2 separate regions of the Homo sapiens genome follow, and region 2 is linked to region 1. A link is an interaction called in ENCODE POLR2A ChIA-PET data of the cell type or tissue named here. Cell type or tissue: MCF 10A. All regions are shown on one strand. Each heading gives the region's core, and the rest is flanking DNA. Links, peaks and the distances in the headings are about the cores only. Region 1 has its middle 19 kb from the start of STX4. Region 2 overlaps SETD1A (SET domain containing 1A, histone lysine methyltransferase).

The links. ChIA-PET counts read pairs that join two places held together with the same protein. Peaks named below come from ENCODE experiments on the same cell type or tissue, not always from the same donor. Only the 100,000 strongest peaks of a DNase experiment are listed, where the experiment ranks them.
Region 2: POLR2A ChIA-PET joins it to region 1 with 5 read pairs; 8 of 35 experiments call an interaction of 5 or more read pairs at or near these places.

Annotation. Positions count from the first base shown.
Region 1 is chr16:31,043,937-31,060,275 of GRCh38, forward strand. No RefSeq gene overlaps it. Among named protein-coding and RNA genes, the nearest start is that of STX4, 19 kb to the left of the region's middle. In MCF 10A, for the core only: no CTCF peak of the experiment used is centred there; a DNase peak (open chromatin) is centred at 8,395.
Region 2 is chr16:30,966,969-30,982,096 of GRCh38, forward strand. SETD1A (SET domain containing 1A, histone lysine methyltransferase) reads left to right here. Exons shown (of 19, transcript NM_014712.3): 9 at 1-92; 10 at 533-620; 11 at 2,337-2,494; 12 at 2,634-2,721; 13 at 4,410-4,751; 14 at 12,177-13,226; 15 at 13,517-13,689; 16 at 13,771-13,881; 17 at 14,093-14,212. Among named protein-coding and RNA genes, the nearest start is that of HSD3B7, 11 kb to the right of the region's middle. In MCF 10A, for the core only: no CTCF peak of the experiment used is centred there; no DNase peak of the experiment used is centred there.

The DNA of each region.
Region 1 (16,339 bases), core at 6,246-10,245:
AGGTTGCAGTGAGCCGAGATTGTCCCATTGCACTCCAACTTGGGCAACAAGAGCAAAACTCCCTCTCAAAAAAAAAAAAAAAAAAAAAAAAGCCAGGTACATGTCAGTGGTACGTGCCTGTGGTCCCAGCTACTTGGGAGGCTGAGGTGGGAGGATTGCTTGGGCCTGGGGTTGAGACCACAGTGAGCCAATATTGCACCACTGCACTCCAGCCTGGACAACAGAATAATACCCTGTCTCAAAAAAAAAAAAAAAAAAAAAGAAAAAAAAGAAAAGAAAAAGACTTTGCCCTTGAGTCAAGACTTTACCCTTTTACCCTTGGCTAAGATGGATGTAGGAAGTGACATGGTACAAAATGCTGCAGCAGAGCGTGTGTATGTGCTGGAAGAGGAGTTGACTAGGGCAGTGATTGACATCTCTGTTCCAGATATTTGCTTACCTTCCCTGCTGGGCCCCTCCCTATAGGAGCATTATATGCTCATTCCCTACTTACAATAGGTTTGGCTATAGGACTTGCTTTGGCCAGTGGAATATGGGTAGGAAGGCAAAATATCGGCCGGGCGCAATGGCTCACACCTGTAATCCCAGCACTTTGGGAGGATGAGGCGGGTGGATCAGCTGAGGTCAAGAGTTCGAGACCAGTCTGGCCAACGTGGTGAAACCCTGTCTCTACTAAAAGTACAAAATTAGCCAGGCATGGTGGCACGGGCCTGTAATCCCAGCTGCTAGGAAGGCTGAGGCAGGAGAATCACTTGAACCCGGGAAGGAGGAGGTTGCAATGAGCCCAGATCATGCCATTGCACTCCAGCCTGGACAAAAAGTGAAACTCCGTCTCAAAAAAAAAAAAAAAAGGTAAAGTATCACTTCTGCATAGAAGCTTTAGGGCACCATTGAGTACTCTAGCAGCTTCCAGTCTCTTCTCCCTCTGCTCAGGCTCATAAACCTGGCAGTTTCCAGATCTAGACTTCTCTTTCAGCCTGCAACCCAGAATGACAATGACATGAAGCTGGGCTACAGCCTACCTATAAAATGATGCAGAATTTAAGAAATAAATCTCTCTTGCTGTGAGCCATTGATATATGGAGGTTGTTTGTTAGCACATCCAAATGTTTAAACAAACTGTTACAGAATTAATACCCAGAAGTGGTGTGCTGCAACAATAAAAATTGAGCCTCAGCCGGGCACGGTGGCTCACACCTGTAATCCCAGCATTTTGGGAGGCCAAGGTAAGTGGGTCACCTAAGGTTAGGAGTTTGAAACCAGCCTGGCCAACATGACAAAACCCTGTCTCTACTAAAAATACAAAAAAAATTAGCCAGGCATGGTGGTAGGTGCCTGTAATCCCAGCTAGAGGCTGAGGCAGGAGAATCGCTTGGACCCAGGAGGCAGAGGTTGGCAGTGCGTCAAGATTGCGCCACTGCACTCCAGCCTGGGCGATGGAGTGAGACTCCATCTCAAAAAATTAAAAAATAAAAATAAAAATATTATTAAAAATTAGCCAGGTGTGATGGCATGTGCCTGTAGTCCCAGCTACTTGGGAGGCTGAGATGGGAGGATCACTTGAGCCCAGGAAGCAGAGGTTGCAGTGAGCCAAGATTGCACCACTGCACTCCAGCCTGGGTCCAAAAAAAAAAAAATCCCCAGCCAGGCATGGTGGCTCATGCCTGTAATCCCAGCACTTTGGGAGGCTGAGGTGGGTGCTGAGGTCAGGAGTTTGATACTAGCCTGGCAAACATGGTGAAACCCTGTCTCCACTAAAAATACAAAAATTATCCAGGCATGGTGGTGGGCACCTGTAATCCCAGCTACTCAGGAGGCTGAGGCTGGAGAATCGCTTGAACCTTGGATGCGGAGGTTGCAGTGAGCCAAGATCAAGCCACTGCACTCCAGCCTGGGCGACAGAGCAAGACTATCTCAAAAAAAAAAAAAAAAGCCTAAACTATGTAAACTATATGACATTGACGTTGAGCTGGACAGTGGCTGGTAAGGGAACTGTCATTGGAAGTTGGAAAGATGGTGACGTGTGTTATGCAATGGTGAATCGTTTGGTTAAACTGTAAGCTTATGACCAAATGAGCTTTAGGCTTTAGGTAAAGAACTGGGGAAAGGGAGTATTGGTAGCATGCTGTCACTACTATTGCATGCATTTGAGGAGTTACTAGAAGAAAGAGATGACTCAGAAATTAAATGGTCAGTTTATAAGCAGAAATGGAAGAGAATATAGAAATTCGAGGCAAGTGATCCACATTTTCAGTAAAAGATACAACTGAGAAAGTCCTTGAGCCACAAGGTTTTCGTTTTTGTTTTTGAGACAGTCTTGCTCTTGTTTCCAAGGCCACCTTCTGGGTTCAAGCCTTTCTCCTGACTCAGCCTCCCAAGTAGCTGGGATTACAGGCGTGCACCACCACGCTCAGCTAATTTTTGTATTTTCAGTAGAGACAGGTTTCACCATGTTGGCCAAGCTGGTCTTGAACTTCTGACCTCAAATGATCCTCCCACCTCGGCCTCCCAAAGTGCTGGGATTACAGGTGTGAGCCACTGCGACCGGCTGAGCTACAAGTTTTGATTAAAAGTCATCTTTGTGGCAAGGGCCATATCAAGTATATGGCTATTATGCCCTTTGTAAAAATCTCCAAACTGATCAAAGTGGTTCCTAATAAATCCTCTCAGCTAGTCAAGATGATTCAAAGGAAAGAGGTTAAGAGTGTAACTCACCTTGGCTGGGCGTGGTGGCTCACGCCTGTAATTCCAGCACTTTGGGAGGCTGAGGTGGGCGGATCACCTGAGGTCAGGAGTTTGAGACTAGCCTAACCAACATGGAGAAACCCCGTCTCTACTAAAAATACAAAATTAGCCAGGCATGGTGGTGCATGCCTGTAATCCCAACTACTTGGGAGGCTGAGGCAGGAGAATTGCTTGAACCTGGGAGGCGGAGGTTGCAGTGAGCCAAGATCACCCATGGCACTCCAGCCTGGGCAACAAGAGTGAAACTCCATCTCAAAAAAAAAAAAAAATGTAGCTTACCTGAGGGAGTCAGTAGGCTCAACTACAGTTAAGTCTAACGTCATGGTTATGTCTGAAAAGAATTATGGGTATGCTGTTGACCCATGGATCTGAATGGAGTAAAATACGTAAGTTCAGTTTTGGAGGGAATTGCCCTGCTTCCCCTGCCTAACACCCCCTCACCCTGACAAAAAGCCACCAGGTTAAATCTTGACCATGAGTGTTCAATACTTAGTATGATTTTTAGGTCCCCAAGTTTCTTTCTTTTTTTTTATTTCGGAGACCGGGTCTCACTCTGTCACCCAGCCTGGAGTGCAGTGATGCAACCACAGCTCTCTATAACCTCGAACTTCTGGGCTCACACGATCCTCCTGCCTCAGCCTCCCAAGTAGCTGGGACTACAGGCCCATGCCACCCCAGCAGGCTAATTTTTGTTTTTCAAATTTTTTTGAAACAAAATCTCACTCTGCCACCCAGGCTGAAGTGCAGTGGCACGATCTTGGCTCACTGCAACCTCCGCTTCCTGGGCTTGAGTGATCCACTTACCTCAGCCTCCCAAGTAGCTGGGACTACAGGTGTGCGCTACCATGCCCGGCTAATTTTTGTATTTTTTTGGTAGAGACAGGGTCTTGCTATATTGCCCAGGCTGGTCTCGAACTCCTGAACTCAAGCGATTCACCTGTCTTGGCCTCCCAAAGTGCTGGCATTATAGGCGTGCAGTGTACCACCATGCCCAGCCTATTTTTGTTTTGTTTTGCTTTGTTTTGTTTTGAGATGAAGTCTTGCTCTGTCACTCCAGCTGGAGTGCAGTGGCACAATCAAGCCTCACTGCAGCCTCTACCTCTAGGGCTCCAGTGATCCCCCCACCTCAGCCTTCTGAGTAGCTGGGACTACAGGCATGCGCCACCACACCTGGCTAATTTTTCTATTTTTTTCTGGAGAGGATTTCAGCCTGTTGCCCAAGCTGGTCTTGAACTTCTGGTCTTAAGGAGTTCTCCCTCGTTGGCTTCCCAAAGTGATGGGATTACAGGTGTGAGCCACCATGCCCAGCCTAATTTTTGTATTTCAGGTTTTTTTTTGTTTTGTTTTGTTTTGTTTTTAGTAGAGATGGGGGTCTCTGTATGTTGCCCAGGCTGGCCTCAAGCAATCCTTGCCTCAAGTGATCCTCCTGCCTTAGCCTCTCAAAATACTGTGATTGCAGATGTGAACCACCATGCCCGGCCTGGGTCTCCAAATTTCTTTTTTTTTTTTAGAGACGGAGTCTCGTTCTGTCACCCAGGCTGGAGTGCAGTGGTGTGATCTCGGCTCACTGCAAGCTCTGCCTCCCAGGTTCACGCCGTTCTCCCGCCTCAGCCTCCCGAGTAGCTGGGACTACAGGCGCCCGCCACCATGCCCGGCTAATTTTTTTTTGTATTTTTAGTAGAGACAGGGTTTCACTGTGTTCGCCAGGATGGTTTCGATCTCCTGACCTCGTGATCTGCCCGCCTCGGCCTCCCAAAGTGTTGGGGTTATAGGCGTGAGCCACCGCACCTGGCCATGGGTCTCCAAATTTCTATGGGCATGAAGGAGACTGAGAAAGCTACTCTACTTCAGAAAGACATAACCACCAGTGTCCTCTCAATTGTGGCCAAGGAGAATAAGTGGAAAAGGGTGGTTTACTCTAAGGGCAGAGCCAAGAACATGGTGAAGAATGAACTAGGGAACTCTTCCCACTCCCAGGGAAAAGTGGGGGTTCTTCTCAACATCTGCCCAGCAGCACTTTAGACTTAGTGGGGCCCAGAGCCTGCTGTGTGTCTCCTGTCCTTCCTTCCTTTTTTTTTTTTTTTTTTTTTTTTGAGACAGAGTTTCACTTTTGTCACCCATGTTGTAGTGCAATGGCACTATCTCGGCTCACTGCAACCTCTGCCTCCTGGGTTCAAGCGATTCTCTTGCCTCAGCCTCCCGAGTAGCTGGGACTACAGGTGCATGCCACCACGCCTGGCTAATTTTTGGTTTTGGGGTTTTTTGTTTTTGTTTTTGAGACGGAGTCTTGCACTGTCGCCCAGGCTGGAGTGGAATGGCACGATCTCGGCTCACTGCAACCTCTGCCTCCTGGGTTCAAGCGATTCTCCTGTCTCAGCCTCCTGAGTAGCTGGGACTACAGGGGCCCGCCACCACGCCCGGCTAACTTTTTGTATTTTTAGTAGAGACCGGGTTTCACTATGTTGGCCTGGCTGGTCTTGAACTCCTGACCTTGTGATCTGCCCCCCTCGGCCTCCCAAAGTGCTGGAATTACAGACGTGAGCCACTGCGCCTGGCTAATTTTTGTATTTTTAGTAGAGACAGGTTTTCACCGTGTTGGCCAGGGTGGTCTCAAACTCCTGACCTCAGGTGATCCACCGGCCTCGGCCTCCCAAAGTGCTGGGATTACAGGCATGAGCCACCGCACCGGGCCCTGTCCTTCCTTCTGAACGGGAGTGTGCTCTGCTGTTCTCCTGTCCTTGTTCTGCTTTATATGTTGGATGTGTTCGTGTGTGTGTGTGTGTAGAAATGGGGCACAGGTAACTTGTCTCTGTCTCTCTCTTATTTTGTAGCTCATAGGTCTCTGAATCAAGAGAAGCCACATCTGGACCTGATATAGAAGAGACTATTAGAGATCCTGGGCTTGAGGCTGATTCCATGTCAGATGGGTCACTTAGGTGGTCTCCCTTGGGAAGGGGATGCATTTATTTTGCATATGGAAGAAAATGCAAAGGCAGTATTTGTAAGGAAGAGGGCAGACGGGGGAAGATTTTATAATTGTTCAAAAACATTCACTGGGATGTGTGTGGTGGCTCACGCCTATAATCCCAGTGCTTTGGGAGGGTGAAGCAGGAGGATCACTTGAGGCCAGGAGTTTGAGACCAGCATGGGCAACATAGTGAGACCCTATCTCTACAAAAAATAAAACAATAAAAAAAAATTAGCTGGGCGTGGTGGTGCTTGCCTGTAGTCCTAGCTACTTAGGAGGCTGAGGTGGGAGGATCACTTAAGCTCAGGAGGTAGAGGCTGCAGTGAGTTATGATTGCACCATGCACCTATGCACTCCAGCCTGGGCAACACAACAAAACACTGACTCTAAAAAAACAACCAACAAAAAAAAATCACATGTATTCACTGGCCCTCTCTTTGGGGACCTGCTACATAGAATGGTTTTTTGTCCCCAGTTCACTGACATCAGGTATGGCTATGTGGCTTGCTTTAGACCATGGACTTTGAGTGGAAATGACATGTGCCACTTCCACGAGGAAGCTTTAAAAGCCGTCATGGGGTCTGCCACCTTTCCTCTCTTCGGTGTCTGGAGACGGAAAGTTCCAGCTTGAGACTTTTCCTTCAGACAGGGCTCTAGAATGAAGATAGCATAGAACAGAGTGGTCCCATGGAGGACATGGATATGAGTGAGAAATCAACATGGTGTTGTGAGCCCCTAAGATTTGGGGGCTGCTATTACTGCAGCGTAACTGGATCCCAGCTGATAGATGCAGCCTCCCTGTGGGATACCCTGCTCAGGTATCCTTTCCCATCACCATGACAACTGACACACCATAATGAGCTATGCTGATGTTAGGAAGTCTCCGCCTTTGCTCCTCTTCAGAGCTGTTCACCCTCAGGTCCTAACCAGTGAGCCTATTTCTTTTTTTCTTTCTTTTTTTTTTTTTTTTTGAGATGGAGTCTTGCTCTGTCACCAGGCTGGAGTGCAGTGGTGCGATCTCGGATCAATGCAACCTCTGCCTTCTGGATTTAAGCAAATATTGTGCTTCAGCCTCCTGAGTAGGTCTGGAACTCCTGACCTCAGGCCATCCGCCAGCTTTGGCCTTCTAAAGTGCTGGGATTACAGGCATGAACCACCGTGCCCAGCCAAGCCGAGTCTTCTTGATTCTTGCTGGCATTTGGCAACTAGTAGCAGCTGCTCACAGGAACTGTAAAAACATCTGGTGGGGCCCAGACCTTCTAGCATCAACATGGTGCCTAGTAAATATCAATCTCACATGCATCCTGAGATGCATTAAAAAGAAGCTGTCCAGGCCGGGCACGGGGGCTCACGCCTGTAATCCCAGCACTTTGGGAGGCAGAGGCGGGTGGATTGCTTGAGCCCAGGAGTTTGAGACCAGTCTAGGAAACATGGCAAAATCCTAGCTCTATTTTTAAAAAGGGGGGGAAAAAGAAATAAAAAAGCTGGGCATGGTGGTTCACACCTGTAATCCCAACACTTTGGGTGGCTGAGGCAGGTGGATCACTTGAGAGACCAGCCTGGTCAACACCATGAAACCCCATCTCTACTAAAAATACAAAAATTAGCTACACCTCATGGTGCACACCTGTAGTCCCACCTACTCGGGAGGCTGAGGCAGGAGAATCGCTTGAACCTGGGAGGTGGAGGTTGCAGTGAGCCCAGATCACGCCACTGCACTCTAACCTGGGCTAGAGAGTGAGACTCTGAAAAAAAAAAAAAAAAAAAAAAGAGAAAAGAACATAATGTTTGGCCAGGCATGGTGCCTTACACCTGTAATCCCAGCAGTTTGGGAAGCCGAGGGGGCGGATCACCTGAGGTTAGTTCAAGACCAACCTAATCAACATGGTGAAACCCATATCTACTAAAAAAAAAAAAAAAATTAGCCAGGCGTGGTGGTGGATGCCTGAAATCCCAGCTACTTGGGAGGCTGAGGCAGAAGAATTGTTTGAACCCTGGAGGCAGAGGTTGCAGTGAACCGAGATTGTGTCACTGCACTCCAGCCTGGGCGACAAGAGTAAAACTCCGTCTCAAAAACAAAACAAAACAAAAAAGAATCATAATGGTTAGTAAGTGAAAATTCTGAATTAGTTTGTGTATGTGTATTGTTGCATATAATAGAGACCCAAATTAACTGTGGCTTAAATAAGATAGAAGTTTATTTCTCTCTTCTATAAAAGTCCAAGTTAGTATGATGGATCTTTCCATGAAATCATTAGGAGCCAGATTTTTTGTATCATTCATTCATTCATTGATTCATTACTACCATTAATAGAGACAATTTTCTGCACCATTCAGGCTGGAGTGCAGTGGTGCAATCATAATTCACTGTAACCTCAAAATCCTGGGCTCCAGCGATTCTCCTGCCTTAGCCCCAACAAAGTAGCAGGGACTACAAGCACATGCCACCACGCCTGGCTAATTTTTCTTTTTCTTTTTTGTAGAGGTGGGGTGTTACTATGTTGCCCAGGCTGGTCTCAAACTCCTGGCCTCAAGTGATCCTCCTGCTTCACCCTCCCAAAGCTCTGGGATGACAGGCATGAGCCACTCTGCCCCTCCAGGTCTTTTTTATCTTGTTGCTGTTCCATCCCTAGGGCGTTGCCCTCACCCACATGATCCAATATGATTCACCACCACTTCCACAGTCTGGCCCTTCTGAGGGGTGATGGTTTGCCCTTTGCCCTAAAGAGCATGATTCAGAAGTACAGATCATTTTTGCTCTAATCCCCATAGCCAGGATGTAGTCATATGGCTACATCCCGATGAAAGTGTTGCTGAGAAATAGAATCTCTACCCTGAGCAGCTTTTTGCCCAGATAAAAGTTCAGTTACTCTGGGAGAAGGGTAGAATGGATACTGGGGGACCATAAGCTGTTGCCACCACACACATTGAATGTTAACCCATCCCAACTGTATCAATTTTTCCTTCCTTTCCTTCCTTCCTCCCTCCCTCCCTCCCTCCCTCCCTCCTTCCTTCCTTCCTTCCTTCATTCCTTCCTTCCTTTGTTCCTTTCTTTCGACAGTCTCCCTCTATCCCCTAGGCTGGAGTGCAGTGTTGCCATCTCGGCTCACTGCAACCTCTGCCTCCCAGGTTCAAGCAATTCTCCTGCCTCAGCCTCCTGAGTAGCTGGGATTACAGGCGTGCTCCACCATGCCCAGCTAATTTTTGTATTTTTAGTAGAGACAGGATTTCCCCATGTTGGCCAGGCTGGTCTTGAACTCCTGCCCTCAGGTGATCCACCCACCTCAGCCTCCAAAAGTGCTGGGATTATAGGCGTGAGCCACTGCCTTGGCCTCAAACGGTATCAATTTTCTGTTACTGATTTAACCAATTATCATACACTCAGTGGTTTAAAACCACACACATTTACTTTCTTACAGTTCTGGAAGTCAGAAGTTCAAAATCAGTTTCATTGAGCCAATGTCTGGTGTCAGCAGGGCTGGTTTTTGTTGGTGGCTCTGGTGGACAATGTTTCCTTGCCTTCTTCAGCTCTTTTTTTTTTTTTTTTTTTTGAGACAGGGTCTCGCTCTGTTACCCAGGCTGGGGTGCAGTGGTGCAATCATAGCTCACTGCAGCCTCCATCTCCCAGGCTCAGGCGATCCTCCCGTGTTAGCCTTCTCAGTAGCTGGGACCACAGGCTCACGCCACCACGCCCTGCTAATTTTGTTTATTTTTTGTAGAGATGAGGTCTCACTCCATTGCCCAGACTGGTCTCAAAGTCCTGGATTCAGGAGATCCTCCTGCCTCAGCCTCCCAAAGGTCTGGGATTACAGGTGTGAGCCGTTGCACCCCACCCTCTTTCAGTTTAGAAAGGCTACCTGTATTCCTTGGCTGGTGGGTCCATCCTCCATTGGAAAGCACATGAATCCATCTCTGCCTTCATCATCACTCCACTTTCTCCTCTGAGACTTATTCCTCCTGTGTGCCTCTTAGGAGGATGTTCATGATTACATACCGCCCTCTTGGATAATCCTGAATAATCTCTCCATCTCAGGATCCTTCACATTTTCAAAATCCCTTTCACCATATAACGTGACATTCACAGATTCCAGGAATAGGACGTAGACATATTTAGGGGGGTTCTCTATTCAGCCTACTGTACCATGCCATTCCACACTTAACTCCTTCACTCATTTATTCATAAAATATGTATTGAGCAAGACCTGTGTGCCAGGCATTGTGTTAGGTGCTAGAGAAATAGAGGTGAAAATACAGACAAGGCCTCTGCTTTCATGGAGTTTATATTCTAGTGAAGAGGACAAGTAAATAGCTAAGCTATTCTTTTTTTTTTTTTTTTTTTTTTTGAGACGGAGTCTCCCTCTGTCGCCCAGGCTGGAGTGCAGTGGCGCAATCTCGGTTCACTGCAAGCCCCACCTCCTGGGTTCACGCCATTCTCCTGCCTCAGCCTCCTGAGTAGCTGGGACTACAGGCGCCCGCCACCACGCCCAGCTAATTTTTTGTATTTTTAGTAGAGACGGGGTTTCACCGTGTTAGCCAGGATGGTCTCGATCTCCTGACCTCATGATCCACCCGCCTCGGCCTCCCAAAGTGCTGGGATTATAGGCGTGAGCCACCATGCCCGGCCAAGAGCTAAGCTATTCTAAGCTATAACGTGTATTATCAAAACAATTAAGGCCAGGCACAGTTGCTCACACCTGTAATCACAACACTTTGGGAGGCTGAGGCGGGTGGATCATTTGAGGTCAGGAGTTTGAGACCAGCCTGGCCAACATGGTAAAACCCTGTCTCTACTAAAAATACAAAAAAATTATCCAGGTGTGGTGGTGCATGCCTGCAGTCCCGGCTACTCGGGAGGCTGAGGCACAAGAATAAGAATTGCTTGAGTGGGGAGGTGGAGGTTGCAGTGAGCCAAGATCATGCCACTGCACTACAGGCTAGGAGACAGAGTGAGACCCTGTCTTAAAAAAAAAGCAATTAGGCCAAGTGCAGTGGCTCATGCCTGTAATCCCAGCACTTTGGGAGGCCAAGGAGGGCAGATCACGAGGTCAAGAAATCGAGACCAGCCTGGCCAACATGGTGAAACCCTGTCTCTACTAAAAATACGAAAATTAGCTGGGTGTGGTGGCGCGTGCCTGTAGTCCCAGCTACTCGGGAGGCTGAGGCAGGAGAATGCCTTGAACCCGGGAGGTGGAGGTTGCAGTGAGCCGAGATCACGCCACTGCACTCCAGCCTGACGACAGAGTGGGAATCCATCTAAAAAAAGAAAGAAAGAAATTGGCTGGAGAATCGCTTGGACCCAGGGGTGGAGGTTGCCATGAGCTGAGATTGTGCCACTGCACTCCAGCCTAGGCAACAAGAGCAAAACTCCGTCTCAAAAAAAAAAAAAAAAATCCCAGCACTTTGGGAGGCCAAGGAGGGCAGATCACGAGGTCAAGAAATCGAGACCAGCCTGGCCAACATGGTGAAACCCTGTCTCTACTAAAAATACAAAAAATTAGCTGGGTGTGGTGGCGGGTGCCTGTAGTCCCAGCTACTTGGGAGGCTGAGGCAGGAGAATGGCATGAACCTGGGAGGCGGAGCTTGCAGTGAGCCGAGATCACACCACTGCACTCCAGCCTGGGCAACAGAGCAAGACTCTGTCTCAAAAAAAAAAAAAAAAAGAAAAGAAAAGAAATTAAACAGTGTGATGTGACAAAAAGTGATAGGGGGTTGGAGACAGCTTTTCTGTTGGATGGTTAGGAATGGCTTCTTAGAAAAGATGACTGACACATGGGAGGCTGATGTGGCAGATCACGAGGTCAGGAGATCAAGACCATCCTGGCTAACACGGTGAAACCCCGTCTCTACTAAAAAATAGAAAAAATTAGCCGGGTGTGGTGGCGGGCGCCTGCAGTCCCAGCTACTAAGGAGGCTGAGGCAGGAGAATGGCGTGAACCCGGGAGGCAGAGCTTGCAGTGAGCTGAGATCACGCCACTGCACTCCAGCCTGGACGACAGAGCGAGACTCCATCTCAAAAAAAAAAAAAGAAAGAAAAGATGGCTGACACAGAGGGCAGAGCTGAGAGCCAAGAGGGCAGAAAAGAGCCATAGAAAACCATTTCCAGGCCTGGAAGCCTAAAGGAATTTCCCAGCTGGATTTGCAGTTGCTTTGGATTGGTGACTCCTTTTTACCTTTCATTGTTAGGGGACCTGCAGGTTCCTTTGCCTGCTGTGCAGCTACAGCTCCATTACACCAAGACAATAGGGATGCAGCAGAGAGAGTTACTGGTGCAGGGCACCTAGTGCAGAGATGGGAAGAGGCCCTCAAATCTATCTCCCCGAGCAATTCTGGGAGAGGGTTTCTAAGGGGACTGTGGAGGGTAGGGGATTGTGGAGGGTAAGGTTTTGGGCAACTGGGTCATTGATTGATTGGGGGAAGGATGTAGAAGCTGCGTTTTTGGGGGAATTAGCTCCTTGTGGGGTCCTTCAGGTCAGCTGAGTCAGTAGTTCCATGAGGACCTGAAGGAATCTCTTTTCTTTTCTTCTTCTTCTTCTTTTTTTTTTTTTTTTTTGAGATGGAGTCTCTCTCTGTCGCCAGGCTAGAGGTGCAGGGGGTCGCAGGCTAGAGGTGCAGTGGCATGATCTTGGCTCACTGCAACCTCCACCTCCCGGGTTCAAGCAATTCTCCTGCCTCAGCCTCCCAAGTAGCTGGGACTAGAGGTGCGTGCCACCACACCCAGCTAATTTTTGTATTTTTAGTAGAGACAGGGTTTCACCATGTTGGCCAGGGTGGTCTCGATCTCTTGACTTCGTGATCGGCCCCCGCCCCACCCTCGGCCTCCCAAAGTGCTGGGATCACAGGAGTGAGCCACGGTGCCCAGCCTTAATTTTTGTATTTTCAGTGGAGACGGGGTTTCACCATGTTGATCAGGCTGGAGTGCAATGGTGCAATCTTGGCTCACTGCAACATTCGCCTCCTGGATTTGAATGATTCTCCTGCCTCAGCCTCCCAAGTAACTGGGATTACAGGAATGCGTCACCACGCCCGGCTAATTTTGTATTTTTTTAGTAGAGACGGGGTTTCACCATGTTGGTCAGGCTGTCTTGAACTTCTGACCTCAAGTGATCCACCTGCTTTGGCCTCCCAGAGTCTGAAGGAATATCTCAAAGGGAACACTTAATGTTGTGTAATGTCCAGGTTGTGATCCATAGAGCAGTTAAAGGTAAAGGTAACTATAATTTTTTTTTTTTTTTTTTAGACAGAGTCTCCCTCTCTGTCACCCAGGCTGGAGTGCAGTTTCACGATCTCGGCGCACTGCAACCTCCGCCTCCCTGGTTCAACCAATTCTCCTGCCTCAGCCTCTCAAGTGTGTGCTGCCATGCCAGGCTAATTTTTTTTTTTAGACGGAGTCTTGCTCTGTCACCCAGGCTGGAGTGCAGTGGCACAATCTCGGCTCACTGCAACCTCCGGCTCCTGGGCTCAAACAATGTGTTTTTTCCCCTAGTACTTTGGTGTTTGATTATCTTTTTTTTTTTTTTTTTTTTTTTTTTGAGATAGAGTCTCGCTCTGTCACCCAGGCTGGAGTGCAGTGGTGCAATCTTAGCTCACTGCAAGCTCTGCCTCCTGGGTTCATCCCATTCTCCTGCCTCAGCCTCCCAAGTAGCTGGGACTACAGGCACCCACCACCACGCCCGGCTAATTTTTTGTATTTTTAGTAGAGACGGGGTTTCACCATGTTAGCCAGGATGGTCTCGATCTCCTGACCTCATGATCTGCCCGCCTCAGCCTCCCAAAGTGCTGGGATTACAGGCGTGAGCCACTGCACCCAGCCTGGTGTTTGATTATCTATTATGTCAAACAGGCTGGGTTTAGTGGCTCACGCCTGTAATCCCAGCACTTTGGGAGACTGAGGTGGGAGGATCACTTGAGCCCAGGAGCTGAAGACCAGCGTAGCAATGTAGCAACTCCCTGCCTCTACAAAAAGTTAAAAAATTTAGCTGGGTGCACCAGTAGACCAGCTCCTCAGGAGGCTGAGGAGGGAGGATCACTCGAGCCCAGGAGTTCAAGGCTGCAGTGAGCTGTGATCATGCCACTGTACTCCAGCCCAGGCAATGGAGCGAGACCCTGTCTCAAAATAAATAAAACATGAAGAATGTCGAACACATTATCTGGTTTTTGTTTTTGTTTTCTTTTTTTGAGATGTTGTCTCGCTCTGTCACCCTGGCTGGAGTGTAGTGGTGCGATCTCGGCTCACTGCAACCTCTGCCTCCCGGGTTCAAGCGATTCTCCCGCCTCAGCCTCCCGAGTAGCTGGGACTACAGGTACGTGCCACCATGCCTGGCTAATTTTTGTTATTTTTTTTTTTTCAGTAGGGACAGGGTTTCGCCATGTTGGCCAGGCTGTTCTGAAACTCCTGACCTCAGATGATCCACCCACCTCGGCCTCCCAAAGTGCTGGGATTACAGGTGTGAGCCATCGTGCCCGGCCTGTTTTAAAAAACCATATTGGCCCAACTCGGTGGCTCATGCCTGTAATCCCAGCACTTTGGGAAGCCAAAGCAGGAGGATTGGTTGAGCTTAGGAGTTTGAGACCATTCTGGGCAACATGGTGAAACCCTGTCTCTGCACAAAAATAGAAAAATTTGCCACCTGTGCTGGTGTGTGCCTGTAGTCCCAGCTACTCTCAAGGCTGAGGGAGGAGGATTGCTTGTAGAGCCTGGGAAGTCGGAGCTGCAGTGAGCCATGATCACACCACCACACTCTAGCCTGACAGAATGAGACCTTATCCCAAAAGAAAAAATAAATGATATTGTATTATATGTGAACTTTGAATTATATTGTGTTGTATCTGAAGTTTGAATTTTCACGTTATGTTTAAAAATCTTGGCTGGGCGTGGTGGGTCACGCCTGTAATCCCAGCACTTTCGGAGGCCAAGGCGGGTGGATCACCTGAGGTCAGGAGTTCGAGACAAGCCTGGCCAACATGGTGAAACCCCGTCTCTACTAAAAATACAAAACTTAGCCGGGCATAGTGACATGCACCTGTAGTTCCAGCTACTCGGGAGGCTGAGGCAGGAGAATCGCTTGAACCCAGGAGGCAGAGGTTGCAGTGAGCTGAGATCGTGGCATTGTACTCCAGTCTGGGCAACAAGAGTGAAACTCCATCTAAAAAATAAAAAAGAAAAAGAAAAAATAATACAAGAAATTAGCCGGGCGTGGTGACAGGCACTTGTAGTCCCTCCCAGCTACTCAGGAGGCTGACGCAAGAGAATTGCTTGAACTTGGGAGGTGGAGGTTGCAGTGAGCTGAGATCGTGCCATTGCACTCTAGCCTGGGAAACAAGAGCAAAACTCAGTCTCAAAAATAAATAGCTTGAACCCGGGAGGCAGAGGTTGCAGTGAGCTGAGATTGCACCACTTCATTCCAGCCTGGGTGATAGAGCAAGACTCTATCTCTAAATAAATAAATAAATAATCCTTTAGGATGGCAATGAATTTAAGGACTAAACTAGGGAGAATCGACTTTTTTTTTTAAAATGGAGTCTTGGTCTGTCGCCCAGACTAGGGTGCAGTGGGCGCCATCTCGGCTCACTGCAACCTCCACCTTCCAGGTTCAAGGGATTCTTGTCCCTCAGCCTCCCAAGTAGCTGGGATTACAGGCACCCGCCACCATGCCTGGCTAATTTTTGTATTTTTAGTAGAGATGGGGTTTCACCATGTTGGCTATGGTTGGCCAGGCTGGTCTTGAACTCCTGACCTGAGGTGATCTGCCTGCCTCGGCCTCCCAAAGTGCTGGGATTACAGGCATGAGCCACTGTACCCAGCCCATTCGACATTATTTATTTATTTATTTATTTATTTATTTTTTGAGGTGGAGTCTCACTCTGTCGCCCAGGCTGGAGTGCAGTGGCACAATCTCGGCTCACTGAAACCTCCGCCTCCCGGGTTCAAGCCGATTCTCCTGCCTCAGTCTCCCGAGTAGCTGAGATTAGAGGCAACCACCACTATACCCGACTAATTTTTGTATTTTTCAGTAGAGATAGGGCTTCACCATGTTGGCCAGGCTGGTCTCGAACTCCTGACGTCAGTTGATCCTCCCACCTCAGCCTCCCAAAATGCTGGAATTAAAGCTGTAAGCCAGCGGGCCTGGTGGACATCTTTTAATAATCAGTCTTTCCATTCAGGTATATGGTATATGTCTCCATTTACTTAGGTCTTATTTCATATCCTTCAGGTTGGAGCTATCATTTCTTTTCATACAGGTTTTGCACATTTCTTGTGAGGTTTATTCCTTCATGGTCCATGGATTTTGTTGTGAATTGGGAATCCTTTTTCCACCAAGTATATTTTCTAATTTGTTACTTTAGTATACAGGAAAGATAACTAATTTTTATCTGCAGTTTATTATCTATGAAAGGATAAAAGTAGAACTACTCAGTAAAAGGTTTCCATAATCAAATAAGTATGGGCTAAACAAAGCTAAACAGATGTGTTCACTGCTGGACTTATCAATGCTTGTGATAATTTTTTTTTTTTTTTTTGAGGCAGAGTTTTGCTCTGTAGCCCAGGCTGGAGTGCAGTGGCGGGATCTTGGCTCACTGCAACCTCCACCTCCCGGGTTCAAGTGATTCTCCTGCCTCAGCCTCCCG
Region 2 (15,128 bases), core at 52-4,051, 83 kb before region 1:
TGGACTGGGCCAAGAGCGGGGGCACTACGGGCATCGAGGCTTTCGCCTTTGGGTCAGGGCTGAGAGGGGCCCTGCGGCTGCCTTCATTCAAGGTACTCAGAACTGTCGTTTTGTGGGGTAGGGTGGGGAGAGGGAGAGGGGGCCCCCTTCCTTGGGGTAGGGGTGGTCAGGAACCATGAGTGTTTGAGTTTTTTCTTTTTTTTGAGATGGAGTCTTACTCTGTTGCCCAGGCTGGAGTGCAGTGGCCTGATCTCAGCTCACTGCAACCTCCGCCTCCCGGGTTCAAGCGATTCTCCTGCCTCAGCCTCCCGAGTAGCTGGGGTTACAGGCACCCGCCACCACGCCTGGCTAATTTTTGTATTTTTAGTAGAGCTGGGGTTTCACTGTGTTGGCCAGGCTGGTCTTGAACTCCTAACCTCAGGTGATCTACCTGCCTTGGCCTCCCAAAGTGCTGGGATTACAGGAGTGAGCCACCGTGCTCTGCCTGAGTGTTTGAGCTCTAAACAGGCCCCATCTTTTCCCCATCCCCCAGGTAAAGCGGAAAGAGCCATCGGAAATTTCCGAGGCCAGTGAGGAAAAGAGGCCTCGTCCCTCCACTCCTGCTGAGGAAGATGAAGACGGTGAGCAGGGTCAGGCATAAGGAGAAGGGGTGTGCTGCGTGGGTTCTGATGGGAGAGCAAGAGGTAGGGATGAAGGGGTCAGGTCGTCCTGAGGGCACAGCCAGGTGGAGGTGCAGGGTTGAAATGCAGCAGTTCTGAGAGGTATGGGATGCACCAGGTAGAGTTATCCCCGGATTGTAGTTGCAGGTCTTCCTCTGGTCTGCTGATTTACATTTTCTGTATTTTGGGTTTTTCCATCCATGAAATTCAGTGTCTGGAATCACAGAATTCCGAGTTAAACGAGGCATCTCCCCAAGTTTCCCACCTGATGCTAATGCCCTCCTACCACCTTCCTCCTAGTTTGCCTGAGTTTGAGCCCTTGCTTGATAGCTACCATGGCCTGGAAACTTGCCCATTGAGTCAGATCTGCTTCCCTGGAGACCCACTGGCCTTCATACTCTTTTCTTGGGCCAGGCATAACAAGTCAGCTCCCTCTTCCACCCGACCAGAAAATGATACAAGATCAAATGGACAGGACATATTTAAAACTGTGTGGGCTGGGCGCAGTGGCTCCTGACTGTAATCCCAGCACTTCCAGAGGCTGAGGCAGGAGGATCACCTGAGGTCAGAAGTTCAAGACCAGCCAGGCCAACATGGCACAACCCTGTCTCTACTAAAAATACAAAACAGCCAGGCATGGTGGTGTTCACCTGTAATCCCAGCTACTTGGGAGGCAGAGGCACGAGAATCACTTGAACCCAGGAGGTGGAGGTTACAGTGAGCCAAGATTATGCCACTGCACTTCAGCCTGGGTGATAGCACGAGACTGTGTCTCAAAAAAAAAAAAAATACATATATATATATATATGTACACACACATATGTATATACACACAAATATATACACACACACATATATATATACACACACATATGCGTATCTGTATATATTAAGGCCAGGCAGGGTGGAGCTCACCTGTAATCCCAGCACTTTGGGAGGCCGAGGCGGGTGGATCACAAGGTCAAGAGATCGAGACCATCCTGGCCAACATGGTGAAACCCCGTCTCTACTAACAATAGAAAAATTAGCCAGGCGTGGTGGCGGGTGCCTATAGTCCCAGCTACTTGGGAGACTGAGGCAGGAGAATTGCTTGAACCCGGGAGGCAGAGGCTGCTGTGAGCTGAGATTGTGCCACTGCACTCCAGCCTGGCGACAAAGCGAGACTCCGTCTCAAAAAAAAAAATATATATATATATGCCAGGCACGATGGCTCACGCCTATAATCCCAGCACTCCAGGAGGCTGAGGCAGGAGGATCACTTGAACCCAGGAGTTCAATACCAGCCTGAGCAACATAGGTAGACCCTGTCTCTACAAAAATTTTTAAAAATTAGCTGGGTATGATTGCATGCCCCTGTATAGTCCCAGTTACTCAGGAGACCGAGGCAGGAGGATCGCTTGAGCCCAGCAGGTTGAGGCTGCAGTGAGCTGTGGTCATGCCACTGCACCCCAGCCTGAGTGACAGAGCAAGACCCCGTCCCAAAAACAAAAACAAATACAAAACTATGAAACATGAGGTAACTGAGGTGTTTGAGTTCCTCTGGTGAGCTTCCAAATTCTCATCTGTGAAATGAAGACCATCAGGAAGATTGGTAATAGTATATGTAAAGCCCCTTGCACAGGGCAAGTATCTTGTGGTTGATGGTAAATTTCCCCAACTACCACTCTGCTGGCCTAGACCCTGAACAAGAGAAGGAGGCTGGAGAGCCAGGACGTCCGGGGACCAAGCCCCCGAAGCGGGACGAAGAGCGAGGCAAGACCCAGGGCAAGCACCGCAAGTCCTTTGCTCTGGACAGCGAAGGGGAGGAGGCATCCCAGGAGTCCTCCTCGGAGAAGGTGAGGGCCCGGGCGCCGGCTCCTGGCCGAAGCCTACTTCCCATAGCCAGCATCTTTGTGGTTGGAGCCCAGGCAGCTGTGCCTGGTGTAGGACCAGTTGTCCCCTTCCTGTTAGTCCTCATTTGTCTTTTTTCTTAAGGATGAGGAGGATGACGAGGAAGATGAGGAAGATGAAGATCGAGAGGAAGCTGTGGATACCACAAAGAAGGAGACAGAGGTGTCGGATGGTGAGCACAAGACAGTGAAATCGACTTTGGGCTCGGAGGAGGGGTTCGGCTGCCTGGCTAGCCCTTTTCTGAGCCCACATGACCTTCCTGCTGGGCTTGTGGGTCACCTTTGCCTTCTGCAAGGGCATCTGTTTGGGCCACATTCTTAGGAACCCTTGGCCCCTTGACAGCAATAAGCTCAGTGCTCAAAATGCTCCCTCCTGCTCCCTCTTCTGCTGAGACATAGCTGTCCAAAAGGACAGCCTGGCAGAACGCTTTTTTTGTTTTGTTTTTTGTTGTTGTTGTTGTTGTTGTTTTGAGAGAGTTTCGCTCTTGTCGCCCAGGCTGGAGTGCAATGGCGCAATCTCGGCTCACTGCAACCTCCGCCTCCTGAGTTCAAGAGATTCTCCTGCCTCAGCCTCCGTTGTAGCTGGGATTACAGGCACCCACCACCACCCCCAGCTAATTTTTTGTATTTTTAGTAGAGACAGGGTTTCACTATGTTGGCCAGACTGGTCTTGAACTCCTGAGCTCAGGCGATCCACCCACCTCAGCCTCTGGAAGTGCTGGGATTACAGGCGTGAGCCACCACACCCAGATTTTTTTTTTTTTTTTTTGAGACAGAGTCTCGCTTTGTCACCCAGGCTGGAGTGCAGTGATGTGATCTTGGCTCACTGCAACCTCCGCCTCCCTGGTTCCAGCGATTTTCCTGCCTCAGCCTCCCAAAGCGCTGGGATTACAGGTGTGAGCCACCACACCTGGCTAATTTTTGTATTTTTAGCAGAGATGGGGTTTTACCATGTTGGCCAGGCTGGTCCCAAACTCATGACCTCAAGTGATCCACCCACCTCGGCCTCCCAAAGTGCTAGGCTTTCACCTGTGAGCCACTGCACGCAGCCTCTTGCAGCAGTCTTGACTGATTTCCCTGTCTCTCTTTCTGTCCTTCTCCCTCTGTTCCAGTCCATTTTCCAAACTGCTTATAGAATCTCTTTCCTAAAATGCACTCCTGACCCTGTGACTTCCCTCCATAAGGTCCTTCCTGGCAACTTGTTCTCCACAGGGTGTCCCCCCAGGCCAACACCATGGGCCGTTTATCTCCTGGCCCTGCTCTGTTCAGCTCCATCTCGCCCTCCTCCAGTCCGCTCCCCAGCTGCCACCACCTTCTAGTCTAACTTATCCAATTCTGTTCCTCAAAAACTGTGAAATTCTTCAGTTTTTTCGAGTCCTTCCCGTACATGAGCAGTCTCAGAATATAGAGCCTGTCGTGTTTTTTAACCTTTTCAGCCCAGAATCCTTTTTCACCCAATCCTTCGTCCAGACTGGGTCCTGAGACCCACTTTAGGAAGGTTTGAGTGCCAGAGCAGCCTGCTTCCCAGTCTCCAAGCCTCCACTTCCTCTTGCTTCCGACATCCCTGTGCAGTCCCCATGTCTGTGTGGTGGACTCCTTGTCCTTGAGTTCAGCTTGTCCCCTGGGATGCTTTCCTTTTCGGGCCTCTTCAGACAGAGTCTGGGGCTTCCTTTGCCATCCTCCCCGCATGCTGATGTTTATCTCACAGTGAAAATGGTTTGCTTATGCAGCTCCTTGGTCTGTTGGACTTCCCCGTCCCTAGCCCAGAGCCCAGCATCCACAGCAGGGAGTGAGTGAGGAGCCCACGGCTGGCCAAGTGAGGTCTGCCCACCTCTCCTGACTGCCCCTTCTGGATTTCCAGGCGAGGACGAGGAAAGCGATTCGTCTTCCAAATGTTCTCTGTATGCTGACTCAGATGGCGAAAATGACAGCACATCAGACTCCGAGAGCAGCAGCTCTTCCAGCTCCTCATCCTCCTCCTCCTCCTCGTCCTCATCCTCCTCGTCCTCTTCATCCTCTGAGTCCTCCTCTGAAGATGAAGAGGAAGAGGAGCGGCCAGCAGCCCTTCCCTCAGCCTCCCCGCCCCCCAGAGAAGTCCCAGTGCCCACGCCAGCACCTGTGGAGGTGCCAGTGCCGGAAAGGGTTGCAGGCTCCCCAGTCACACCCCTGCCCGAACAGGAGGCGTCTCCAGCAAGGCCTGCAGGTAGGTGCCACAGGGCTGTCGGTTAGATCGCTGTGTGTGTGAGAGAGAGAGAGAAAACAGTGGTGCTTGCATTTATTGTGTACAAGTGTGTGACTTTATTAGAAAAACATACAAAGAAAATGTCACCATCTCCTGTCACTACCTTCTAGAGACATTGATTGTCTGACACACTTCAAACTGTACCGTCATGGTGGTTTACAGAACCCCAGGCTAAGCTGCATACTAAAGTAAAATGGGTTGGTCTCTTCTCAAGTAAATTAAGGAGAAAGTGCCCAGTTGAATAAGTTCTTCCTCCTAATTTTTCTTAAGCCTGTTCTTCAGTGAGTAGTGAACAAGTGCAGGTTATTAAATGGGCAAATAGGTAGAAAACAAGTATTAACATAACACAGAACTTGGTCCTAGCTGCTTTTCTTTGTTCATTTGTACGTCTAGTTGTTATACTCTAGCACATTCGCATAGCTTAGCCTGCTGAGGGAACCGCTCTTTCAAGCAGTAGATATTTTTTTGAGTGCTCATCGCAGCCAAACAGTAGGTGCAGGGGATGGGTTGCTGAGCCTCACAGGCAGTGTTCTCACTCTCATCATGCTTACAGTCTACAGGGAAAGACATCTTCATTGAGTAAGAAATACATAGGAGGCCGGGCGCGGTGGCTTACGCCTGTAATCCCAGCACTTTGGGAGGCCAAGGCGGGTGGATCATGAGGTCAGGAGATCGAGACCATCCTGGCTAACATGGTTGAAACCCCATCTCTACTAAAAAATACAAAAAATTAGCCAGGTATGGTGACAGGCACCTGTAGTGCCAGCTACTCAGGAGGCTGAGGCAGGAGAATGGCGTGAACCCAGGAGGCAGAGGCTTGCAGTGAGCCGAGATCGCACCACTACACTCCAGCCTGGGCGACAGAGCGAGACTCTGTCTCAAAAAAAAAAAAAAAGACCAGCCTGGGCAACATGATGAAACCCTGTCTCTACAAAAATTACAAAAACTAGCTAGGCGTGGTGGCGCACACCTGTGATCCCAGCTGCTCGGGAGGCTGAGGTGGGAGGATCACTTGAGCCCAGGAGGCAGAGGTTGTAGTGAGCCAAGATCACACCACTGCACTCCAGCCTGGGTGGCAGAGCGAGACCCTGTCTCAAAAAAAAAAAAAGAGAGAATACCTAGGAAAACCTGTGGTTACGAACCATGAGAAGCACCAGGAAGAGGCACAGGGCAGCCAGCCGGAGCACATCTGCAGGAGGAGGAAGGCTTCCTGCTGAGGTACTGCTGGGCTGAAGTCTGGGCAAAGCAGGCAGCACGGCTGGCTTAGCGTGTGCAAAGGCCCTCCAGCAGGGGAAGCAGCGGGTTGGAAGACTGGAAGAAAGCCGACCCTTCAGAGGGTTGAGCACAAGGGGGCACTGGGGTGGCTGAAACTGGAGAAGTGAGTGAGAGTTGGGCCCAGCAGACAAATAGGCCAGCCATGTCAGGAATTTGGCCTTTATTTTGAAGTAGAAACCCATCAGAGGAATGACATGGTCAGATGTATGTTTCGAAAAAATGCAGTGCAGAGAAAGCTTGGAAAGGGGCCACAGTGGATGTAGGGCGCTTCTTAAGTGGCTATTGTAGAATGTAAGGCGAATTATGGTGATAGCTTGGACTTAGGGTGTTGCAAGGATAGATCAAATAAGTCAGTGTTCAAGATGTGCTATGAGCTTTAGGAGGCCGAGGCGGGCAGATCACTTGAGGTCAGGAGTTCGAGACCGGCCTGATCAACATGGCGAAACCCCATCTCTACCAGAAAATACAAAAATTAGCCAGATGTGGTGTTGTGTACCTGTAGTCCCAGCTACTTGGGAGATCGAGGCACGAGAATCGCTTGAACCCGGGAGGTGGATGTTGCAGTGAGCAGAGATCATGCCACTGCATTCCAGCCTGGGCAACAGAGTGAGACTCCATCTCAAAAATCAGATGTGCTGTGAAGATGTGCATGGCCTCCCGGGGTCTCCCAGTTGCACGTTGTTGAGAATCCGTGGTCTGAGATAGGCAGTGCCCACAGGAAGACCTCCTCACCCTGGTGCACTCTACTAAGCTCCAGACCCCATGAGAGGGGAGTTGAGGCGCTCATTACACCTCAGATGACTCTCCAACCTCTTCTGGGCCCATTGGGTAGCAGAAGGGCCTGTGGGGTCACCGGCAGGTCAGAAGGCATGGATCTTAGTCCTCTTCCATTCTCATCAGAGCAGGAAGGAGAGGGGCCTGACCATATCTGCATTTCAGAAAGCCCATTCTAGCAGGAGGAGGAGAGATTTGGAAGAGAGGAGCAAGGAGGTGGGTGACATGAGGAGGTTTGAAAGGATGCAGGTGAGATTTAATGGCATGAACCAAAGCCGAGCGGTTCTAATGTGGCAGAAGAGTGGAGTGGAAATGGGGGTGAGGATTGGAGGGAAATTTAGGAGGTAGGATGATTTGGTTAAACTTCCCCAGGAAAAGAAACTTGGGAAGAAAACCAGGATTAGGAAGAAAACTGATGAGTGTAGTTGAGGTTGCATTTGAGGTGCCCCTTGGGCTTCCCAGTAGAAACAGTGGCAGTTGGATCCATGGATCTGGGGTCTGGAAAGAACGGTAGGCTGGATATGAGGTCGGTGCTTAGGTCTTGAAAGTGTAGCAGTGAATTCACCTATAGACCCAGGTAGGCGAGTGGGGGGAGAGAAAGGGCAGAGCCTTCCCATCCTGTGAGAGCAGTGGGCAAGCAGGGCCCGAGGAGGCTGAGAGCGGTGACCAGAGGCGAGAAGGGAAGCAGGTAGTGGAGAGGCTCTGCAAAGCAGGGAGTGGCCTTGTATCACCAGGCCACCAGCAAGGCTGAGATAGGAAGTATCTGTTGCATTTGACAGTTAGGAGGTCATTGGTGACCTTATCAATTTCAGTTGAGTGGTTCAGACTGAAGCCAAGTTACAGGGTGTTAAGGAATGAGGGGAGGGCAGTTTTCTGGAAGGGTGGACCACTCTTGCTGAGATAGAAAGGAGAGTTGGGGCCGGGCGCAGTGGCTCACACCTGTAATCCCAGCACTTTGGGAGGCTGAGGTGGGCAGATCACTTGACGTCAGGAGTTCGAGACCAGTCTAGCCAACATGGTGAAACCCCATCTTAACTAAAAATACAAAAATTAGGCTGGGTGCGGTGGCTCACGCCTGTAATCCCAGCACTTGGGAGGGCTGAGGCGGGCAGATCACGAGGTCAAGAGATCAAGACCATCCTGGCCAGCACCAACATGGTGAAACCCCATCTCTACTAAAAATACAAAAACTAGCTGGGCATAGTGGCACATGCCTGTAATCCCAGCTACTCGGGAGGCTGAGGCAGGAGTAATCGCTTGAACCGGGGAAGCAGAAGTAGCCATGAGCCGAGATCGTGCCACTGCACTCCAGCCTGGTGACAGAGCGAGACTGTCTCCAAAAAAAAAAAAAAATTAGCCATGCATGCTGGCAGGCGCCTGTAATCCCAGCTGCTCAGGAGCCTGAGGCAGGAGAATCACCTGAACCTGGGAGGTGGAGGTTGCGGTGAGCCGAAATTGTACCACTGCACTCCAGCCTGGGCGACAGAGCGAGACTTCGTCTCAAAAAAAAGAATTGGGGGTTGTGATATCAGCTCCCATGTGTCAAGTACCTATGTGTGCCAGGCTCTAGGCATAGCATGTTGACAATTCATTTTCTCATTGAATCCCCACAACCTCTCCCTTTTTTTTTTTTTTTTTTTTGAGATGGAGTCTCATTGTGTTACCCAGCCGGGAGTGCAGTGGTGCAATCTCGGCTCACTGCAACCTCCGCTTCCCGGGTTCATGTGATTCTCCTGCCTCAGCTTCCCAAGCAGCTGGGATTACAGGTGCACACTGCCACGCCTGGCTAATTTTCGTATTTTTAGTTGAGACAGGGTCTCACCATGTTGCCCAGGCTGGTCTCAAACCCCTGACCTCAAGTTATCAGCCCACTTTGGCCTCCCAAAGTACTGGGATTACAGGTGTGAGCCACTGCGCTTGCCCCACAACCTCCCTGTGATTCCCATTTTATAGATGAGGGCTTCAAGGCTTAGTGAGATGCAGGAACAAACTAAGGTTACCAGCCAGAGCTGGAGGGAGAGCAAGAAGAGAGGGCAGGGTTGAGGGAGGGGTTAGCTTTTCCAAGTAGATGAGGTTTGGGCATGTTCCACTGAAGGGAACGGGCCAGGTAGATGTGCCGGGAGAGAGGAATGCTTGCTGGCATGGCCTTTTTGGGGAGGTGGAGGAGTAGCTTCCAGATCTGATGCAGTTATACCCTTCGGTGGGGAGGCAGGGAGATGGGGGTGTTGTGCCTGAGTCCTCTTTTGACCCTGTTGCTGTAGGACTGTGAGAGGAAGAGTGGAGTAAGAACCTTGGAAAGTGGAGAAAAGTTGCTCCAGTCCAGGCGCGGTGGCTCACACATGTAATCCCAGCACTTTGGGAGGCCGAGGCAGGAGGATCTCTTGAGCCCAGAAGTTCGAGACCAGTCTGGCTAACAACAACAACAAAAAAAGCCAGGCATAGTGGCACATGCCTGTGGTCCCAGCTTCTGGGGAGGCTGAGTCGGGAGGATTGCTTGAGCCTAGGAGGTTGAGGAGGCTGCAGTAAACAGTGATTGTGCCGCTGCACTGTATCCTGGAGACAGAGCAAGCCTCTCGCCTGGGCCTCCCCATGCTGGAAGGCCTTGCCAGAGCTGGGGCCTGGGAGTGAGGGGAGAAGAGGCTGCTGGCTGGCTCCACAGGGTAAAGGTGTGGTGGAATGATGAGGACCTGGGGCTGTGCTGGGACAGGAGAGGGCAAAGTACGGGCCCTGGGGTCTGGGCAGGGTGGAGGAGGAAGTTGGGAAGAGGGTGATGTGCTAGAGGGAAACTGAAGGATGGGAAGTTGAAGGTGCAGTGGGGCAGACTGAATGGACAGTGGGGAATGTTGGAGAGGATGGGGAATCTCCAAGGCGGAGCCATTCTGGGATTGACAAGGCCAGGTGTGTGGCTGCTTGAGGGGAGCTGAGGGTGATTGAAGGGGATCACTGGAGATGCAAGAATCCAGGTAAACAGGCGTGATTGCCAAGTCCCCTGGGGAGGTGGCAGAGGTGGAAGAGGAGAGGAAGATGCAGGCAGCCCCTTGGTGTCTGGATAGTGAGAGGGCACGACAAGGGAGTCTGAGTTACCGAGGACAGAGGAGCCGTGGCTCAGAGCAAGGGGTGCTTAGTGAAGGCTCACTGTGTTTCTTCTCTTTTTTTTTTGAGATGGAGTCTCGCTTTGTCACCAGGCTGGAATGCAGTGGTGCCATCTCGACTTACTGCATCCTCAGCCTCCCAGGTTCAAGTGATTCTCCTGCCTCAGCCTCCCGAGTAGGTGGGACTAAGGCACGCGCCATCACGCCCGCTAATTTTTGTATTTTTAGTAGAGACGGGATTTCACCATGTTGGTCAGGATGGTCTCGATCTCTTGACCTCATGGTCCACCCGCCTCGGCCTCCCAAAGTGCTGGGATTACAGGCGTGAGCCCCCTCGCCCGGCCAGCTCACCGAGTTTCTAATAACCAGAACCAGTTTCAGTCACCACCGTCTTAGTGATTGCCGCCTGGGGATGTTAGTGATGGCCCTGGGGAGGGGCAGGTTATGCAGTAGGAACTGGCTTCTGGGGCCTCGCCCCATGGACCTGAGCGTGGCAGTAGAGCAGTTCTCAGAGGAAGGTGGTGGGAGTCATATTGACTGGGCAGGTGCCCCCAAAAGTTGTCTCCTAAATGAGAGGGATGGGCAGGTTCCCTTTGGGACAGTCGCAGAGGGAAGTGTGTGTGCAGCAGCTGTGCTGGTGGAGGAGTGTGTTCTTCGAGCGAGGCTTCCCGAGGACATGCATGCTGAAGCGTGAGGTGGTCTGTAGGGGGCGCTGCCCCAGCGTGGTGGGGAGGAAGGTGAGAGGAGGCCTGCATGCATCTGGGTCCTCACTGGCTTCCTGGAGTGGGTTGCTGCCACAGGCTGAGACCCCAGCGGGTGTCTAGAGCCTAAGGTGCAGCCAAGAGCCTGGCTCAGGGCGCCAGGGTTGGGAGTGCGGTGGACTCAGGTGAATCGCTGCCTCCTAGGGCCGGGCCTGGTGCCGGCGGCCCTGTTGGCGCTGAGCGGGGAAGCCAGTTGTGAAGCCAGTGAGTCCGTGGGCTGCAGTTCAGAGCATGAGCTCAACCCACATGGCCTGGGAGCAGAGCTTGTTCTGTCATCTGGTAACTGACCACATCTCTGTGCCTCAGTTTTCCTGTCTGTAAGATAGGACCCTCTGCTGGGTACAGTGGCTCACGCCTGTAACCCCAGCACTTTGGGAGGCCGAGGCGGGCAGATCACGAGGTCAAGAGATCGAGACCATCCTGGCCAACATGGTGAAACCCTGCTTCTACTAAAAATACAAAACTTAGCTGGGTGTGGTGGTGCATGCCTGTAGTCCCAGCTACTCGGGAGGCTGAGGCAGGAGAATCGCTTGAACCCGGGAGGCGGAGGTTGCAGTAAGCCGAGATTGCGCCACTGCACTCCCACCTGGCGACAGGGCGAGACCCCATCTCAAAAAAAAAAAAAAAAAAAGATAGGAACCTCTTTGGGCTGTTGTGAGGATTACATGAGTTACTCTACGTAAGAGGTGTGATTGGTGTTAGGCACAAAATCCATTGGGCTGGCTCTGAGAGCCTCATGCAGGCTTTCCCAGGGATGGCGGCCAAGGGAGGATGCACTCCCCGTCCTGAGGGTACGCTGGGGAGGCAGCACCCCCAGCTCGGAGCCAGTGTGTTCCCTCCCCAGCCACCCGCATCCTGGGATCTCCACTCCAGCCCTGCTTCTCTAGCAGCGCTGTCTCCTGCCCCTCCCTGCAGGGCATGTTCAAATTCTGTAGGGGATGGGGAGGAAGGCAAGTTTCATAAAATATTTTAATACAAAGATGCCACTTTTTAGGTTGTATCGTGTTCACCTTGCTAAACTGAGAATATTGTTTATGATGGAGATAATGGATATTTTAGCTGAAATGTGGCTGACTGGGTCCTTGGCATGTGACATGGCTGGGGCCTGGGCACAGGGCTGTCCCGCCAGTCTGGGTAGGAAAGTGGAGTCCAGGGCGAGTGGTGCCGCCCTTCTCAGCGTGGTTACAGCTTGTTGTGATGGTGTCTCCTGTTGGACTGTGGCTCCGGGAGGACATGGAAGGTGTGTGTGTGGACTCCGAGTGTCCCACACACGTGTCACAGCGGGAACGAATGGGTGGGAAACCCCCTCTCATCAAGGGAGTTCATCTTGCTGGGATGTGGGGCTGAGGCCAGGGCGTCTGTGTTCCCTCCGGGGTTCCTGGGCGGAAGTGGGGGAGAGCACACAGCCTGTGGTCATGGGCGGCCAGGGTGGCTGAGCCTGGGTCTCCCTGACCTCCTTTCCTTCCTATGTGCTTCCTTCCCAGGCCCCACGGAGGAGTCACCCCCCAGTGCGCCTCTGCGTCCCCCAGAACCACCTGCTGGGCCCCCGGCCCCTGCCCCACGCCCCGATGAGCGTCCCTCTTCTCCCATCCCCCTCCTGCCCCCACCCAAGAAACGCCGGAAAACTGTCTCCTTCTCTGCCATCGAGGTGGTGCCAGCCCCGGAGCCCCCTCCAGCCACACCGCCGCAGGCCAAGTTTCCCGGCCCAGCCTCCCGCAAGGCTCCCCGGGGCGTGGAGCGGACCATCCGCAACCTGCCCCTGGACCACGCATCTCTGGTCAAGAGTTGGCCCGAGGAGGTGTCCCGAGGAGGCCGGAGCCGGGCTGGAGGCCGAGGCCGCCTCACCGAGGAAGAGGAGGCTGAGCCAGGGACAGAGGTGGACCTGGCGGTCCTGGCCGACCTGGCCCTGACCCCTGCCCGGCGCGGGCTGCCTGCCCTGCCTGCTGTTGAAGACTCAGAGGCCACAGAGACATCGGACGAGGCCGAGCGCCCTAGGCCCCTGCTCAGCCACATCCTCCTGGAGCACAACTATGCCCTGGCCGTCAAGCCCACGCCCCCTGCGCCAGCCCTGCGGCCCCCGGAGCCAGTGCCCGCACCCGCCGCCCTCTTCAGTTCCCCAGCTGATGAGGTCCTGGAGGCCCCCGAGGTGGTGGTGGCTGAGGCGGAGGAGCCCAAGCCGCAGCAACTGCAGCAGCAGCGGGAGGAGGGCGAAGAGGAGGGGGAGGAAGAGGGGGAGGAAGAGGAGGAGGAGTCCTCTGACAGCAGCAGCAGCAGCGATGGGGAGGGCGCCCTCCGGAGGCGCAGCCTCCGCTCCCACGCCCGGCGCCGCCGCCCTCCGCCCCCACCCCCGCCGCCACCGCCCCGCGCCTACGAGCCACGCAGTGAGTTTGAACAGATGACCATCCTGTATGACATTTGGAACTCGGGCCTGGACTCAGAGGACATGAGTTACCTGCGGCTTACGTACGAGCGGCTGCTGCAGCAGACAAGCGGGGCTGACTGGCTCAACGACACTCACTGGGTCCATCACACAAATATCCTGAGTGTGGGCGGCCTTCCCCGGGCTTGGGTCCTCCCCCGACCCCTCCAGGCACCTGCATCTGTGCCCCACTCTGTCTGCCTCCCCTCTGGCTCCAAGCCATCTTTTCTCTCCTCCTGGTGCCTCTTTTCTGCCTTCCAAAGCATTTCTGGCAGGAACGATGGGGCTGGGGCTTCCTCCCCTGTCCCTCACCTGGGTATGCTCAGCGGCGTGGGCCCCGCCCTCTCCTTTGGCTGGGACGCAGGTGGCCAGAGAGGAGCCGTTCTCTTCCTTAACACCCTGCACTCACCAACCTGACCACCCCAAAACGCAAGCGGCGGCCCCAGGATGGGCCCCGGGAGCACCAGACAGGCTCAGCCCGCAGCGAAGGCTACTACCCCATCAGCAAGAAGGAGAAGGACAAGTACCTGGACGTGTGCCCAGTCTCGGCCCGGCAGCTGGAGGGCGTGGACACTCAGGTGGGCCTAACCCCGCCGCCGCGTCCTCCTGCCACTCACTTCCCTGCCCTGCTCACCTCCTCCCTGCCGTGTGTCTCACAGGGGACGAACCGCGTGCTGTCCGAGCGCCGGTCCGAGCAGCGGCGGCTGCTGAGCGCCATCGGTACCTCCGCCATCATGGACAGTGACCTGCTGAAACTCAACCAGCTCAAGGTGAGGCTGGGCTGCAGGAGGGGCTGGGTGGGGTGGGGTGGGGCAGGAAGGGGCAGAGGCCAGGGGACCACCCAGCAGGCTCCTGTGGTTCCCTCGGGTGGAGTTGGGGGGTAAGCAGCCAGAACACCCTCTGCCCAGGAAGTCTGTGGGAAGAGTGAGGGTCTGGGGTGTGGGAGGTGTCTGGCAGTTGAGTCTCCCTTCTGCCCCCCAGTTCCGGAAGAAGAAGCTCCGATTTGGCCGGAGCCGGATCCACGAGTGGGGTCTGTTTGCCATGGAACCCATTGCTGCTGACGAGATGGTCATCGAATACGTGGGTCAGAACATCCGTCAGGTGAGGCTGCACTCCCAGCCCCGCCCCGGCTTCTGATGCAACAAGACAGCATGGGGGCTCACACACATGCTGTTTGTCCGGTTAAAGCCTTGCACACTCCCTAACCCCGGTACCTAGCCAGTGAGACCAGCCTCCCTCCGGTGTGGTCAGCAGGTGTCAGTGGTCCAGCAGGAGGCATGGCTGATGGCACTGCTCCCTTTCTTTTTTTGTTTTGAGACATAGTCTCTCTCTGTTGCCAGGCTGTAGTGCAGTGGTGCGATCTTGGCACACTGCAACCTCTGCCTCCTGGGTTCAAGCGATTCTCCTGCCTCAGCCTCCCGAGTAGCTGGGACTACAGGCGTGTGCCACCATGCCCAGCTAATTTTTGTATTTTTAGTAGAAATGGGGTTTCACCATGTTGGCCAGGATGGTCTTGATCTCCTGATCTTGTGTTCTGCCTGCCTTGGCCACTCACAAGTGCTGGGATTAACAGGCGTGAGCCATCGCATCCAGCCAAGCGCTGCTCCCTTTCAAAGGGCCTGGGAAGCGGGAGGACAGGCACTGAACAAGTATCCACACAGAAGGATGGTGTTCCAGCCTGAGCAATATTGCCAGACCCCGTTTCTGCAAAAAATACAAAAGCTAGCCGGGCGTGGGGGTACATGGCTGTGGTCCCAGCTACCCAGGAGGCTGAGGTGGGAGGATCACTCGAGACCACGAGGTGGAGGCTGCTGTGAGCCAAGATTGCACCACTGCACTCCAGCCTGGGCAACAGGGTGAGACCGTGTCTCTAGAAAAAACAAAAGCCAAAAGGATGGCATTTGGTATTAACAAGATCTTAACAAGATCTGGGGAGTTGGGCTATGGGAACACACACCTGGGGGGCCTAAGACCTTCCAGAGACCATGGTGCTTGAGTAAAGCTGAAAGGAGCTCGC